2 separate regions of the Homo sapiens genome follow, and region 1 is linked to region 2. The links are chromatin contacts, found by Hi-C in ENCODE. All regions are on one chromosome and are shown on one strand. The core of a region is the stretch at or near the end of the contact, and the rest is flanking DNA. Distances in the headings are between cores, read along the strand shown. Region 1 overlaps FRY (FRY microtubule binding protein). Region 2 has its middle 210 kb from the start of LINC02344.

Region 1 (3,076 bases), core at 486-2,985, 1.3 Mb before region 2:
GAGGATGAATAATGATGATTTCTATATCTTATCCAGATTGTGCTTAGGATTTGTGCCTGTTGCCTTCTACCATGAATAGCCCAAGCAGACTTTGAAAAAGCTATGCCTCTGTTATATGACAGATCTGTGAGAATGGCAAGCTTGTTTCACTAGGAGACAGACACGACCCTCTGCTTTAAAACAGAGGGAAATTAATAAATGATAATGCTCATAAGTTTAACAGTAACTCACATCTCTCATATTATGTTGTTCACTGAGCTCTCATCAGAAAAAGTTGTTTTATTTTATTCCAATGAACCATCAGGCAGTGTTTCAAATTACCAGTAAATGAAAAGATTCTGTACTAGATTTTGTCAGATCATTTGTTTAGGTTAAAATTTGCATATCAGTCAGCTGAGTAATATTTTTCTTCCTTTATTCCTAACAGAAAGAAAAATAAAACCCAAATCCATTTCTAGAAAAAAAAAGTTATGTTAGTCAAATACACTTATTTATTAACTGATGGTTTGTAGAGAAAGTCTGAATGCAACTAAAAGCTTTCTTTAACACTTACATGGCCACTTAAGCTAGTTCTCGGTAATTCAAAATATACAAATCAACAATAATATTTGGGGCCGGGTGCAGTGGCTCACGCCTGTAATCTCAGCACTTTGGGAGGCCGAGGCGGGTGGATCACTTGAGGTCAAGAGTTCAAGACCAGCCTGGCAACATGGCAAAATCCTGTCTCTACTAAAAATACAAAAAATTAGCCTGACATGGAACCCAGAAGGTGGAGGTTGCCGCAAGCTGAGATCGCGCCACTGCACCACTCCAGCCTGGGCAACAGCAAGACTCTGTCTCAAAAGAAAAAAACAAAAAAACAGTAATAGGCTGGATGTGGTGGCTCACGCCTGTAATCCCAGCACTTTGGGAGGCCGAGGCAGGTGGATCATGAGGTCAGGTGATCAAGGCCAGTCTGGCCAACATAGTGAAATTAACAATTTTCTACACCGGGACAATTATTTAAAGATGAGCCTAAAGCAAAAGTTAAGGTGTTGCTGCTCTGGCCTCTGCATAGTGCATGATCCATCAGACTTTGCCCAGCTGCTCTGATAGTCTTTAACTCTGCATTGTATCTGTGAAAATTGCTGTGGCAGAAATAGGCTGGAATGTTTACCTAATGCTCTTCCACTAAATACCCAAAGGATTCTGGAATGTGCTACAAGCAGCATAGCTCCTACTTTTTTCTCCTTCTGAAAACAGTACTAAACAGGGGCCGACCTCAGGGTGGTGGGAGTGGGTGACACCTCTTTTGAAGTTTTCATACTAATGGTCTCTTTGTTACAGATTTTTGAAAACACAGATCATTGGTAGTGTTTACCAAAATCAACTTTTTAAAAAATGTAATTATTACCCACCATGCCAAAGAAAAGTATGTAATCATTTCTGCCTATGACTTCACATGAGTTTACATGAAAATAGTGTGCTTTTACTACTTTTCACATTGGGTAAACAAAAGTTTTGATACCAAAGTCGATGAGGGCCTAAGAGTTAATAATGACAATATTTGTTCCCAAGCTATGACTAATTGAATGTGTGAACATGTGAGTGCAAGAGGATTTTGGCATAAAAAACCGGCTGATGGTGTGATTTCAGGGTGAGAGTATGGACAATTTCAACTGGGGAGTGCGCAGACGTTCTCTGGACAGCCTGGATAAGTGTGATATGCAGATTCTGGAGGAGCGCCAACTGTCAGGAAGCACTCCTAGCCTGAATAAAATGCACCATGAGGACTCCGATGAATCATCCGAGGAGGAGGACCTCACAGCCAGCCAGATCCTGGAGCACTCAGACCTAGTAAGTAGCGGCTCTCCCACTCTAAGAATTGGGAGGCTTATTTTTTGTAACTAATGCAGGAGGACAGTTTCCAGTTGCAGCTAAGGAAACTTTCCACAGCTGCTGAACTAAAATCGGAACTGTCAGGTGGTGTCATACGGGTTCTAGCTGGCAGAGTCTTCTCTGTAGGTTGCAGATGGAAACAAAGACTGGGGTCCATGTGATTCACCCTGAAAGCCACCAGATCTGTTAAGGCCTAGATTTTTCCCAAATACCTTTTATGATTCTGGAATCTTTTTAAAAATTCCCCAGATCTCTAAAGTGTGGAGATATGACAGACATTTTGATGTGATTTTCTGAAAATACCTGGATTACTAGCTGCTATGTTTAAGGCCCAATAATGGTGAAATGTGGAAGTTAAAAAATTAAGACGTATTAACCAACAACTAGAGAATAAATGGAGCTTTTAAAGAATGGGAACTTCATACTATGTTTAATTTCCTTTGCTTTTTAAACAGATCATGACTCTCTCCCCCTCTGAAGAGACGAATCCCATGGAGCTGCTCACCACAGCCTGTGACTCGACCCCTGCAGAACCTCATTCCTTTAACACCAGAATGTCCAGCTTTGATGCTTCCTTGCCTGATATGAATAATCTGCAGATTTCTGAGGGTTCAAAGGTGAAGAGATTTTAACAATGATGATTTGTACTTCCCTTAAAACCCTTAAAAAAAAACACTTCCAATTTTCTGAGAATTCTTAAGGGGTCTCAAGTAGAAAGACTATCTTTATCTTTTTCTTTCTCTCTTTTTTAAAATAATAGAAGTTTGTGCACCTGAGCCTATGTTTTGAAGTTGTTTTACCCCCACAAACTTGAGCAGCCATCTTCTTGGCTGAAAGACTTGATTTGAGGTCTTTTTAAAATGAGACATTTTGCATGAACACTGCTGGTGGATGGCAAAACCAGTGGTGTATGTCTGAGATGGCTGTGACTGGGAAACTGCTGATCTTTGTCATGAATTTTATAAAACAATATGCTAAGTGAGGTGTGGGTGTATGCACATATTTGGGGAATTTTTTCCTTTGTAGGAAACAATTATACAATTTGTACATTGATTCAGTGCTTGCCTTTTGGCATACTATCAGAATTTTTAATGTCAATCACAGTCTTATGCCAGATTCGCACAAAACTCTTCTTGCCAGAGTCTGTGAGGAGAAAAGTAACTAATGGATGTAATTTTCTTAATTAGAAAAAATCTAA
Region 2 (3,299 bases), core at 276-2,775:
CTCCTGCCTCAGCTTCCTGAGTAGCTGGGATTACAGGCAAGATTAATGTTTTTTATTTGTAATCAATTTAAGCCTAATACATGTTCTAATAATTTTTGTATTTCATATATGGATAAATTATAATAATTCTTTTAAAGTGAAAGTATTGATGAGAGATACTTTTTTTTGGAATAGCTCATTTTAAGCCCCTGATACTTGATATGGATAAAATATTTTCAGTGTTTAATAAAATGTTGAAATATATTTAACTTTACTAATTTGAGCCCTGCCAATTATAATACTTTAGAAAAAGTGAAAATATAATAGTACATTTATAAGGCTTTTAAGTATTCACAAAATAGTCATTTCCCAGTAGATGTTTTTCAGCTCTTATGATACAGTGTTTTCTTTTTCTTTTGGCCATGTATTGATCAGAATTAGTCATTAACTTTACTAACAACTGGATTTAGTTTGTCAGCCTTGATGGTTTGGTTACACAGATGTAGCTATTGTGTCAACCCCACTGTTTTAAATATGTTCCTATGCCAGGTGAAATTTGATCCCTTTAAGCAAATTTCTGTTAAACACTTTGTGTCAGTTTCAGTAACGTTTCCCCAATGAACATTCCTACTGTACAAAATTTTACATATGTGTATTTACATATTTATACTTTTTTCACAAATGTGGGAATTTAGGATACTATGTTTGTAAAAATTGGGCAATTTTTCTTGAAGATAATTTTTAAAATTACAGCAAAACATAGGGCCCTGAGAAGAAGAGGTAAAATATATGGAAGAGCAAGTATGTATAGATAATTTTGTAACGTAACCTTGAGAGAAATATAGAAAACTGAGACAACATAAGCCAAAGGAAAGGAATTGGGATGTAAAACCTTTAGGGTAGAGCAGTGCTCTGCTGTGGTCATTTATGCCTTGGCATTAAGTTCTTTTGAATATAAAACAATGCATTTAGAAGGATTTTAAGACTATATCACAGTGCACTGGCATTTTCTTCTTCAATTTTCCAGGGCTAAATAAGGTAATTGAATAATAAAACTTAAAAGCATTTTTCATTTCATGAAGATCCAAGAAAAAATATTTCATAACAATTTTTATTTACAAGAAGGAAAAACATATTCATAAGAATCTTAGATGATTAGTAGGTTAATGAAATAAAAAGTTTGTTAGGAAGAAGGAATACTAGTTATTGAACAATGCCAATTTTTTCTATTTAAAAATATTTAAAATGCCATTAGTTGATTTATTTAATGAGCCATCAGCCTTTATTTTAGATTCACTATAACTCTGATCTCCTAAACCTGCTTTTCCTATCAGGTCTTAAATATTTCATCCCTGCTTTCTTTTACAATATAGTTTTTGGGAATGTAACTATCATGTTGATAAGTAATGCTAGGTGAAGGAAAAAGTTAAAACAACTCCAATGCTAGGCAGTGATATACCATAGAAAAATAAATGAGCCAAAGATAGGGGAAGTGATTTTTTTTGGAGGAAGAAAACAGAAATGAGAACAAGAGGACATGGATGACTGCTGAAAAACTGACCAAGTTCCTCTTCAGTCTTCTAACAGAATTTGGAAGATGTTCTTAGCATGCAACTGTTGGTTGAAAAAAACCCAAATGTACAAGGGCCATCAGTTCTTAAAAGTGGAATAGTGCATAGAAAGCTTATTGACACAACATAGCAGTTTGATGAAATGGACTGAAGCCATTTCTGTGGAGTGGACTCGTGGAAAATGTGATGCCTGATTCATAAAATTGTACACAGTTGAATGTTGCTATATAGGTAAGGTTTTGCAAACTCAGGACTCTCAGGAAACATCAAAGGTATATAGTTGGCACACTTAATTTTAGATATGTGTGATACGTTTGTGATTTTTTTTAAAAAAATATTTCCAGGAATGCTTAAGAAGATTATACCACCTCATGCTATAAAATAAAACTAACTTGGAGAATTCAACAATGTTTGCTGTTTTAATATGCATCTTACAAAGATAATTATAAACACTGAGAGTATTTACTGCAATGCCCTGAATATAGTATGCCTAAAGAATTTTCTGTATAAAAATAATTGTATTTATTTTAGTTAAAAATTGAGTAAAATATACATGCATCAAAATAATTTCTAGGTAGACCAAAGTGATATATGTAAAGAAAGACAAAATCAAAAATCAGGAAATTGCTGGTGAATATCTAATCTCGGGATAGAAAAATATTTTTTTAAATCACAAAAGCAATCAGTAATCAAAAGAAAAGATGACTGATAATTATTACCATATAAATATTTTTAAACTCATGTGTTAACAATTTATAGAACAAATAAGTTCGAGAAAATGTTTGTCCTTAGCATGTCAGTTAATTAAAATAAAACACAGAAACTTCATACAGTTCAGCAAAGGACATCTTGATTTGTGCTTTGGAGAATCTATTGAGTTTTTTTGGTTACTGAGTAATAGTTTAGTTAGATGTGTTGCTATAGCTATACATTCTTCCATCTTATGTTTTCAAAATATTAAGTGTCCTCATTTATTTTTTGTGTAATTGAGAATAAACTGAAATCAAGTAATACACATTCTCTCATAAAAATAAATATACTCGGTCATTGAATTGTAAAGTGTGGATCCCAGGATGATATCATCATCACCTGGAAACTTGTTAGAAATACACATTCTTGTCCCCTGACCAAAATCTATTGAATGAGAAACTCTGAGGGTGAAGCCCAGCATTTTAAAATCTAAAAATCCATGTTTTAACCCATTTGGGGATACTAAATAAACTGCTGTAGTCCTTCAATAAGCCCATCACACATTTTCACCATGTCATCTATAGGCACTTTTTCTACGGTGTTAACATCATCTTCATCATCACTATTATCATAATCACCTTGATTAAGAACCATTTTGGCTATTTCCCCATGGATCAATGAATGAATAATTAGAGCCGCATTATTGCTGGTAAAAACTTACATGACATCTGTTTCTTCCATCTTACTGCCAGACTCTGAAGGTGTATTTTTTTGTATATGTATGGAGGTCAGACATTATTTTTTTTCTCATGTGACATATAGAAACCTTCAAAGTCACCACTTTGTTCATCACCATCACTGAACATAGTTATAGCCCAGAGGTTGTGCCAGGCATGCACAACTGTGTATTTGTCACTGTATTCCAAACATGGGCATTCTTCGTGCTAAACTCCTTTTGAAAACTTTCCACACTCATGCCTCTGTTCACTGTTGCTAGCATGCTGATCAAGAAACTTTTTATATTTATTCTTTATTGATCCAAGAACACCCTAGTCACAT

The links. Hi-C counts contacts between places; a loop is a spot of excess contacts on that map. Pooled maps may share reads with other maps.
Region 1: a pooled map of left cardiac atrium shows a loop between it and region 2 (5-fold over the local background). The contact joins two enhancer-like sites. A Hi-C loop is called at or near these places in 1 of 168 maps with a recorded cell type or tissue (naive thymus-derived CD4-positive, alpha-beta T cell) and 12 of 50 pooled maps.

The regions. Positions count from the first base shown.
Region 1 is chr13:32,259,981-32,263,056 of GRCh38, forward strand. FRY (FRY microtubule binding protein) reads left to right here. Exons shown (of 61, transcript NM_023037.3): 52 at 1,636-1,836; 53 at 2,334-2,495. Among named protein-coding and RNA genes, the nearest start is that of ZAR1L, 54 kb to the right of the region's middle. Within about 2 kb of position 1,736, at least 17 of the 41 ENCODE cell types and tissues checked have a DNase peak (open chromatin) inside an H3K27ac peak, as active enhancers do.
Region 2 is chr13:33,546,751-33,550,049 of GRCh38, forward strand. It overlaps a transcript of STARD13 not described here. Among named protein-coding and RNA genes, the nearest start is that of LINC02344, 210 kb to the left of the region's middle. Within about 2 kb of position 1,526, at least 2 of the 41 ENCODE cell types and tissues checked have a DNase peak (open chromatin) inside an H3K27ac peak, as active enhancers do.